Regions from separate parts of the Homo sapiens genome. Here region 2 is linked to region 1. Evidence: chromatin loops called from intact Hi-C (ENCODE). Cell type or tissue: mammary epithelial cell. All regions are shown on one strand.

Region 1 (5,000 bases):
TCATTAACATCCTCTTCTTTCAAACTGAAGAACTCCCTTTAATATTTCTTATAGGATAGGTCTACTGTTGATGAAATTCCTCAGCTTTTCTTTGTCTAGGGAAGTCTTTATTTCTCCTTCATGTGTGTAGTATTTTTTGATGAATTCTGCTATTAAGAGACTGTAATTCATTCTTCAGTATATCAATTGCATTTTTCAGCTCCAGAATTTCTGCTTGATTCTTAACTATTTCAATCTCTTTGTTAAATTTATCAGATAGTATTCTGAATTCCTTCTCTGTGCTATCTTGAATTTTGTTGAGTTTCCTCAAAGCAGCGATTTTGAATTCTTTGTCTGAAAGGTCACATATCTCTGTGTCTCCAGAGATATGTGCCTTATTTAATTCATTTGGTGGATTCATGTTTTCCTGGATGGTCTTGATGCTTGTGGAGCTTATTGATGTGTGGGCATTCATGAAATTAGGTATTTATTTTATTTATTGTAGTTGTTGCAGTCTGGGCGTGTTTGTACCTGCCCTTCTTGGGAAAGCTTTCCAGGTATTCAAAGAGAGTTAGGTGTTGGGATCTAAGTTTTTGTTTACTGCAGACTTATCTGCATTAGGGGGCATCCCAAGCCCAATAACACTATGGCTCTTGCAGACTCAAGAGGTACTGCCTTGGTGGTTTTGCATAAGATCTGCAAGAATTCTCTGGATTACCAGAAGGAGCCCTTGTTCTTTTCCCTTACTTTCTTTGAAACAAATGGAGTCTCTCTCTCTGTGCTGAGCCGCCTGGAGCTGGGGGAGAGGTGACATAAGCACCCCTGTGGCCACCACCACTGGGACTGTGCTGGGTCAGACCTGAAGCCAGCACAGCACTGGGTCTTACTCAAGTCCCACTGTAACCACTGCCTGGTGACAGCCTATGTTTGTTCAAGACCCCAGGGTTCTACAATCAAGAGGTGGTGAAGCCAGCTGGGCTTGTGTCCTGTGTTATCTTGAATTTTGTTCAAGAGTGACTAGCTCTCCAGATTCCAGGCATGACTAGAGATGCCCTCTGGGAGCCAGGTCCTAGAGTTGGAAACCTTAGGAATTTACCTGGTGATCTATTCTACTGTGGCTGAACTGACACCCAAACTGCAAGGCAAAGACCTTCTCACTCTTTTCTCCCCTTTCTACAAGCAGAGGAGTCTCTCCCCATGACCACCACCACCCCAGGCCTATGGCAAATACTGTCTGGCTACCATCGATGTTCACTCAAGGCCCAAGGGTTCTTCTGTCAGCTTTTGGTGATGTTGGCAGTTCTGAGTCTGTTCCTTCAGGGAAGCGGGCTCCCCTCTGGCCCAGGGCAGGTCCAGAAATACTGTCTAAAAGCCAAAACCTGGAATCAGAGACCCCAAGAGTCTAGTTGGTACTCTACCCCACTGTGGCCAAGCTGGTACCTAAGCTATAAGACAAAGTCTCCTTTACTCTTCCCTCTCCTTTTCTCAAACAGAAGGAGTCTCTCCCTGTAGCCACCACAGATGGGAATGTGCTGGGTCATATCTGAAGCCATCACATCTCTGAGTCTCACTCAAAGCCTATGGCAAGTATTGCCTGGGTACCACTGCTGATTATTTAGGGCCCAAGACTTCTTTTTTTTTTTTTTTCCCCAAGACAGAGTCTTGCTCTGTCACCCAGGCTGGAGTGCAATGGCGTGATCTTGGCTCACTGCAACCTCCACCTCCTGGGTTCAAGCAATTCTCCTGCCTCAGCCTCCCGAGGAGCTGGGATTACAGGCGTCCGCCACCATGCCCAGCTAATTTTTTGTATTTTCGGTAGAGACAGGGTTTTACCATGTTGGCCAGGCTGGTCTTGAACTCCTGACCTCGTGATCCACCCGCCTCAGCCTCCCAAAGTGCTGGGATTACAGGCGTGAGCCACTGCACCTGGCCTGGCCCAAGGAGGGTTCTTTAGTCAGCAGGTGTTGAATTCTTCTAGGACTGGGCCCTTCCCTTTGAGGTTGTGAGTTCCTTTCTGGCCCAGAGTGTGCTTAAAATGTCTTCTGGGAGCTAGGGCCTGGAATGGGGCCATCAAGACTCTGCCTATCCTATTGTAGTGCCCAATCCTATGGTAGCTGAGCTGGTATCCACGTTGCAAGACAAAGCCCTCTTTACTCTTCCCTCTCCTCTCCTCAAGCCTGAAGGAAGGGGTCTCTCCCAGAGCTGCAAGCTGTGCTGCCTAGGGTTAGGGGAGTGGTGGCACAAGCACTTGCTTGGCTGCCCTGGCTGGTTTCTCACTAGGTCACATGCTCCTTAAGTCCACTAGCTCTGAGCCCAGCACAGCACCAGGACTTGCCCAGGAATTACAGTCCTTGTGGCCTAGACCACCTTTCACATTTATTTAGGACCCCAGAACACTTTAACCTATTGTGGTGAGGCTTGCTAGAACTCAGGTTCCAACCACTGGGGTGGGTGATTCATCTTTGGCTAAGGCTGATCTAAATGCTCCCTCTGCTGGTGCTGGCTGAGTTTTGCCCAGTGTTGCTTTCTGCTGACAGGGCAGCACTGAGTTCCAACGCAAAGTCCCACAGTCACTGTGCTCTTCCTCCCCTAAGCATATAGAATCTCTCTCCATGCCATATGGCCTCTGACAAGGGATGAGGAAAGGGTGGTATTGGCAATTCAAGACCATCTTTCTTTCTTACCCTCTTCAGTGCCTCTTTCAGTGATGTGAAATTAAAACCAAGTACTGTGATTACTCACCTGATTTTTGGTTCTTACGAAGGTGCTTCTTTGTGTGGATAGTTGTTCAATTTGGTGTTCCAGTGGGGAGGACAATTAGTGGAGGCTTCTATTGAGCCGTCTTGCTCTGCCTCTTCCTCCTGAAGGATAATGTTTTAATGAAAAATTTAGAGATACAGTAATTCTGGGAGATGAAAAGATCTAGTTCGGTTGTGTTAAACTTTGGTATGCACAATAATATATCAGTATCTCAGGTGGTTACTAAAATGCAGATGTTTGTGTTTTACTCCTATACCTTACTCCCCAGTAATTATGAATCAGTAGATCTTGGGTGGGACCTGGGGGAGAGCATCTTTAGCAGAAGTCAAGGGTATAACTATGGAAACGAATGGTTTATGTAGAGTAGAAATAAAGATCATCCAGATTCTAGGTGTTGGTCCTCACTTGAAGACCTAAGATAATGGCAAGGTTCTGGATAGAGAGGAAACTTGTGAACCAAATAAGGAAACCTTCATCTTTTTAAAAGAGAGAGCCTAAGTAGGTAATAAATAATAGTGTGGAGAGGACATAAAAGAGAGTGACTTGAACCTAATTCAGTATGCTCTAAGCATTATCTTTAGAACCATCAGTACATTTGATTTGGGTAAAGGGAAGAGTATTTGGGCAATGGTGATTGAGTGAAAAGTGTTTTATTTTGTAGAAAAAAAATCTCATAGAATAATTTTAAAAAGCATTATGATCGAAGATGATAATAAGAGCTTATATTTATTGAACATTTACTATGTGCGAGGCACTATTTTGATTACTTCATGCATATTAAGTCTTAATACTCATGAAAACCATGGGCTTTATTTTCCCCATTTTACAGATAAGGAAAATAAGGCTAAGATAGGTTAATATGTCAAAATGTCGTGAGGATACCAGTTAGGTAGCTAATGTCTGGGCCGGGCGCAGTGGCTCACCCCTGTAATCCCAGCACTTTGGGAGGTCGAAGCGGGTGGATTGCCTGAGGTCAGGAGTTCAAGATCAGCCTCGCCAACATGGTGAAACCCTGTCTCTGCTAAAAATACAAAAATTAGCCAGGCATGGTAGCGGGCACCTATATTCCCAGCTACTCGGGAGGCTGAGGCAGGAGAATTGCTTGAACCCAGGAGGTGGAAGTTGCAGTGAGCTGAGATTGCGCCACTGCACTCCAGCCTTGGCAACAGAGCAAGACTTCGTCTTTAAAAAAAAAAAAAAAAAGAAGCTAATGGCTGAAGGAGAGATGACAGAAGTTTGAAATAAGATATTCTAATGAGTGTGAAGAGCGAAAGACAAATTTAAGAAATTATAAAGGGGAATCTTTGTAATAATAAAGGGACATTATAAATGATCAGATTTGAAGAGAGTTCAGGAAAGGTAGGATCTAATGTTGACTGACTGTTGTTTGGGATACTGGTTTAATAGTGTTGTTATTAAGAAAGCTAGAAGGCCGGGCCTGGTGGCTCATGCCTATAATCCCAGCACTTTGGAAGGCTGAGGCCAGCAGATCACCTTAGGTCAGGAGTTTGAGACCAGCCTGGTGAAACCTCATCTCTACAAAAAAATACAAAAATCAGCCGGGCATGGTGGCGTGCACCTGTAATCCTAGCTATTAGGGAGGCTGAGGCAGGAGAATTGCTTGAACCCAGGAGGCGGACATTGCAGTGAGCTGAGATTGCGCCACTGCACTCCAGCTTGGGCAACAGAGCAAGGCTCTATCTCAAAAAAAAAAAAAACAACAAAACAAAGAAAATTCAAAAAGAGTCTACCAAGCATGCAACACATAGTAGCAAGACACACACACACATACAAACACACATGCACACACACAGAGAAGGATTTAAGAGTAAATATAAGTTAATTATATATACGATAAAAGTCTACTGAGTTATACATGCCTTTGGGTCAGACATGTGGAAATGTACATTAGTCAGAATTATGAGTAGAGTGCTCTTGAAGCAGGTGACACTGGAGTATGTGTGTTATTGAAGCCAAGAAATGCTTCTGGTGATAGTAATAAAATATTCCACCAGAAGTGGCAAAGCAGTAAAGATTAATTATGTCATATAACAAAACTTTTGAAGGTAGGCAACTCCAGGTTTGGCAAAGTGGCTCAGTGATGTCCCCAACAGTCCAGTCTCTTTCTTTTTTCTTTGCCATCCTCAATATTTGGTTTTTGGTCTTGGGCTTGCCACTCATGGTTGCAGGATGGTTGGTGGCAGCATTCTGAAACATTTATCTGTATACAACATTTAAAACAAGAAGAGAATGGGGTGAGA
Region 2 (5,000 bases), 190 kb before region 1:
CAGCTGGATTCTCATATCTATTTCAGTATTCCATCTGTTGCAATATGTTGTTTTGTATGAAGCATATAAGGAAAATCTGGCCTTATACAGATATGCAATTGAAAAAAAGTAATATTTTAATAGCCTTTCTGATAATTGTGGATATTCTTCTTTGATACTGTATCAAAACTTTTTTTTTTTTTTTTTTTTTGAGACGGAGTCTCTCTCTGTCGCCCAGGCTGGAGTGCAGTGGCACAATCTCTGCTCTCTGCAAGCTCCGCCTCCCGGGTTCACGCCATTCTCCTGCCTCAGCCTCCCGAGTAGCTGGGACTACAGGCACCCGCCACTGCGCCTGGCTAATGTTTTTTGTATTTTTAGTAGAGACGGGCTTTCACCGTGGTCTCAATCACCTGACCTCGTGATCCACCCGCCTCGGCCTCCCAAAGTGCTGGGATTACAGGTGTGAGCCACTGCGCCCGGCCAAGTTGTAGTTTCTTAATGTGGAATATGAAACCATATCAGTCAACTATTCATACTCTGTTATTTTAAAACATTGATCTATCTTACCCTCTGAACAGATCTTGTTTTCATACATGATTTGGCATTATCATGTGTTGCTTGCTTGAAAAGTTTTGGTTTACTGAATTATTTGCTTCCAAATGTTGATGTAATTGATTATTCATTATCAAAAATCACATACATTAGTATAATCACCAACCAAATCAGAAGATTTTTTCATTTTTTTTTTGAGACAGAGTCTTGTTCTGTCACCCAGGCTAGAGTGCAATGGCATAATCTCGGCTCACTGCAACCTCCACGTCCCAGGTTCAGGCGATTCTCCTGCCTTAGCCTCCCGAGTAGCAGAGATTACAGGCACCCGCCACCGCGCCCGGCTAATTTTCGTATTTTTAATAGAGATGGGGCCAGGCTGATCTCGAACTCTCCTGACCTTGTGATCCATGCACCTCTGTCTCCCAAAGTGCTGAGATTACAGATGTGAGCCACCACGCCAGGCCCAAATCAGAAGTTTTTAAAGATCGGAATACTTTCAAGCTTACAGTGATAGATACAAGTTTTCTAAAATTTGAATTTTTGCCTGACAGCTTGAATTTTGTCATTGGCAACAGATATTTTGAGTTGTATCCTTGAAGTGACACACTCCATTCATTCATTTTTGAGAGAATGTCTACCAAATTAGTCAAATAATTGCACAAGTGATATTTCTCAAGACAGTATTGTCATTCGATATGCAGCAGAAGAGCTTTATGCTGACTTCCCATTTTATCCAACAGGCTATTAAAAAGACATGTACTTAGGGTTCAGATTTAATACAATTAATAATTTTCACCTCTTCATCAGGGCATTCTTTTTTTTTTTTGTAACGTGATTTAGAGTCTTGCCCTGTCATCCAGGCTGGAGTGCGGTTGCGCGATCTTGGGTTAGTGGAACCTCTGCCTCCAGGGTCAAGCAGTTCTCCCCCTTCAGCCTCCTGAGTAGCTGGGATTACAGGCACACGCCACCATACCCGGCTAATTTTTGTATTTTTGGTCGAGATGGTGTTTCACCATGTTGGCTGGTCTCGAACTCCTGACCTCAAGTGATCCGCCTGCCTCAGCCTCCCAAAGTGCTGGGATTACAGGCGTGAGCCACTGCACCCATCCATCCGGGCATTCTTTTGTGAAGCTGGCTCCTTCCCTTCACCTCTCCCCCTAGAAGTAGTACAGTTTGGGGTCACTGTCTGATCTGTGCTAAGACATCAGCACTTTCACACCATCTTGCACAATCAGTGCAAATAGATACACGATGAAAAAGTCAAATAATGTTAGTATTATTATGGAAATAGATTTGACCTCACAGATCCCAGGTTTTAGGTACCCATCAAGAGTCTGTAGATCACACTTTGTAAGCCACTGTTTCAGATGAAACCTTTTGGAGATATCAGTTATATTCAAACTAATTTTAATATTCATTTTGAAACTGCAGTTATATATTTAGCCACGTCAGTTTTAGATGCTACTTGTGAAACATAAAGTTAAAATTAAAGAGCTGATCAATGTATCTGTCCTTGTGCAACAGGATCTAGAAAGGAGAAATGAAGAACTTGAAGAACTTTATTTATTAGAGAGGTGTTTTCCTGAAGCAGAGAAATTGAAACAGGAAACTAAATTGCTTTCTCAGGTAGGACTGATTTCTCTTTTTTAGCTAATACCTTTGTCACCACAAGAGGGAGGTGTAGTCCAATTTTGATGCCAAGAAAAGAAACTAAATTTTTCTGTTTTAAAAAACCCTCTCATCTGACAAATTGATTGCTTATGGCAAAGTAAACTAACATAACTTTGTAGAAAGCTATTTGTCAGTAATAATGTCCTTGAAATGTTTATATTCTTTGACTCTGACTCAATTGCTGGGAATGTATACTTAGGGAAATTATGCTAAATTAAAACGTAAAAGCTTTGTGCTTAAGGCAATCTAGTCTTGCTCAAAACTGCATAACTTTGGAAATAATATAGGTGAATATCAGGAGAAAAATGAAAAACTATTATAATATGGCTAAAGATTGTGGTATAATCAAGTGAAAAATTCTAAGTACAGTACAATATGATTACAAATGTGAAATTTGCATAAACTACAAAATGAATGGAAGGCCTTCTACTAAAATGCCAGTGGCAACTAGACATTAGTAATAACTTGGGAAGTAGAAATTAGCCTAAGTGTTGGCCTTTGCAAATAAGCAGCTCTATGATTAGAGAGGAAAACTAAGCAAAACAAAACTACTTATAAATAATGCTTTAAAAATAAAAATGTGAAAGTATTTTAGTGCTTCTATGTATCTGAATATTAAGGATTAGAAGTTACTTGGATAAAGAAGAACTTGGTTATTTTAGAGCTCTCTCAAGTTACTGGTTAAAGCCATCATGTTTTTATCTAAGTTGGTTAAACTAGGTTATAAAAATTCACCTTCAAAAAAGAAGTCATTTAATCTTTGGTTGAATCTTCATCAATGTGAACCTTTAAACATTTTTATTCCACAGTGGAAGCACTACATTCAATGTGATGGGAGTCCTGATCCTTCAGTAGCCCAAGAAATGAACACGTTTATTAGTTTGTGGAAAGAGAAAACAAATGAGACTTTTGAGGAAGTGATTGAGAAGAGTAAAGTAGTGCTAAATGTAGGTATTTATGCATTTTCCTATAAACTGGCTATTACAAATAGTCTGATATTAACTCAAAATAAAAATTAATATATCATTTGCCAAGTAATAACACTACTGCTTTTGAACCCTTAGCAAAAGAAGTAATTGGTAATCTTTTCATTTTCTTTTTTCTTTTTTACAAGTCCTAAGAATTCCTTGCCATATTAGCTAAGGTCAGCATATCATAAAACATTGATTATTTGTCTGTCTAATCAAGAAAAAAAAATCAAGTTGCATGCATTCATGTAGATAACTCGGGTGGGGGTAGTGGGTAATTTTATCCTCAGTTGGAATATCCACTGTTCAGTAATTTAGTACCCATGATTTTTCATGTTTACTAGGTGCCAGGTATACACTCTGTTAGACAGTGGGGGTACAAAGACAAATCAGAATATTCTAACTTTTGTTCCTGCAAATAGGATGGTTAGACTAGCCTGAGAAGCTGCCACTTTACAATGCACTTAAAAATACTGGGGGAAAAAAAACTAATTTATTAAAAAAAATTTAAATTCATTGCTTTAATCAAAAAAAGTAAGGTAAAACCTTAGAGGCCATAAAACAATCCAGAAAGTAAGAAGGTCTTGAAGCCATGGCTTCATAGCTAACTAGTTAGTGGCTTAGCTAGCTAACTGCTATGGCTTAGCATTGGTTCAAAGGGCCATCAGGAGGCAAAGCCTAGAGTACATACAAGGTGGTAAGTTGAACCAGAGACTCCTGTATGGCTGGGAGCCTCAAAAGACATTATGGATAACAGGAAAAATTTATTGTGCAAAAGGAGATAAGATGCGTTTGGCTTATCTTTAGCTTAGTGAATAAGAAACAAAAATGTCTCCACTAAGAATTTTTATTTATTTATTTATTTAATTAATTTTTTGAGACGGCATCTCGCTCTGTCACCCAGGCTGGAGTGCAGTGGCGTGATCTCGGCTTACCGCAACCTCTACCTCCCGGATTCAACCAATTCTCATGCCTCAGCCTCCCAATAGCTGGAATTACAGTCATGTGCCACCACACCTGGCTAATTTTTGTATTTTTAGTAGAAATGAGGTTTCACCATGTTGGCCAGGATGGTCTCAAACTGCTGACCTCAAATGATCCAGCAGCCTCAGCTTCCCAAAGTGCTAGGATTACCACTGCACCTAGCCAAGAATTTTTAATGAGGAGTGAATCAAAAGTTGGATTGGAAAATTTACCAGAAGACAGCACAGAGACAAAGAGATAGAAAATATGAAAGAGCAGTTGACAGGCATGTATTATAGAGTAACAAGGGCTAAAAAAGAAAAGAAGGGATACAGAAGAATGGAAGAGAGACAATATTCAAAGAGATAATGGCTGAAAATTTTCCAGAATTGATGAAAGATGTGAATCCTCACATTCAGGAAGCTCAAGAAATTCTAAGTAAAACGAAAAACTAGCGTTTATACTTTTAACACTTCTGACACCAAATGTATGTGGGGTTTTCTCACACCAACCAATTATCCAACTCTCCAGATTCCTACTGAAGTGTCCTTCGATCCAGTGCTGGTACTGAGTACTTAGAGCTAGTGCAGACCCCCGTCCCACAAAACTGCCCTTTCCTTCACTTCCAATCACAAGTCCCAGCTTGTCACCTGTACTTCTGATCAGCCTGTTATAAATCAGCCACAAGCCATTGGTCAGGTTATTTGCTGTAATGGCTCACAAAACTCAGAGAAACATTTACTCGCCTTTACTGGTTTATTATAAAGGATATTACAAAAGATACAAGTGAAAAACTAGATGAAGAAATACAAGGGGTGAGGTCCGTAGGGAGGAGTGTAGAGCTTCCGTGCCCTCTTGGGGCACACC

The links. Hi-C counts contacts between places; a loop is a spot of excess contacts. Peaks named below come from ENCODE experiments on the same cell type or tissue, not always from the same donor. Only the 100,000 strongest peaks of a DNase experiment are listed, where the experiment ranks them.
Region 2: it touches region 1 in a loop (12-fold over the local background); 3 of 110 quality-filtered maps call a loop at or near these places.

The regions. Positions count from the first base shown.
Region 1 is chr12:24,957,894-24,962,893 of GRCh38, reverse strand. It overlaps BCAT1-DT (BCAT1 divergent transcript), which reads right to left. Exons shown (of 3, transcript NR_199054.1): 2 at 2,722-2,840. Among named protein-coding and RNA genes, the nearest start is that of BCAT1-DT, 11 kb to the right of the region's middle. In mammary epithelial cell, a CTCF peak has its summit at 2,471 (motif pointing left); a DNase peak (open chromatin) is centred at 2,443.
Region 2 is chr12:25,152,468-25,157,467 of GRCh38, reverse strand. It overlaps DNAI7 (dynein axonemal intermediate chain 7), which reads left to right. Exons shown (of 16, transcript NM_018272.5): 5 at 2,056-2,157; 6 at 3,012-3,149. Among named protein-coding and RNA genes, the nearest start is that of DNAI7, 40 kb to the left of the region's middle. In mammary epithelial cell, a CTCF peak has its summit at 2,200 (motif pointing right); no DNase peak of the experiment used is centred here.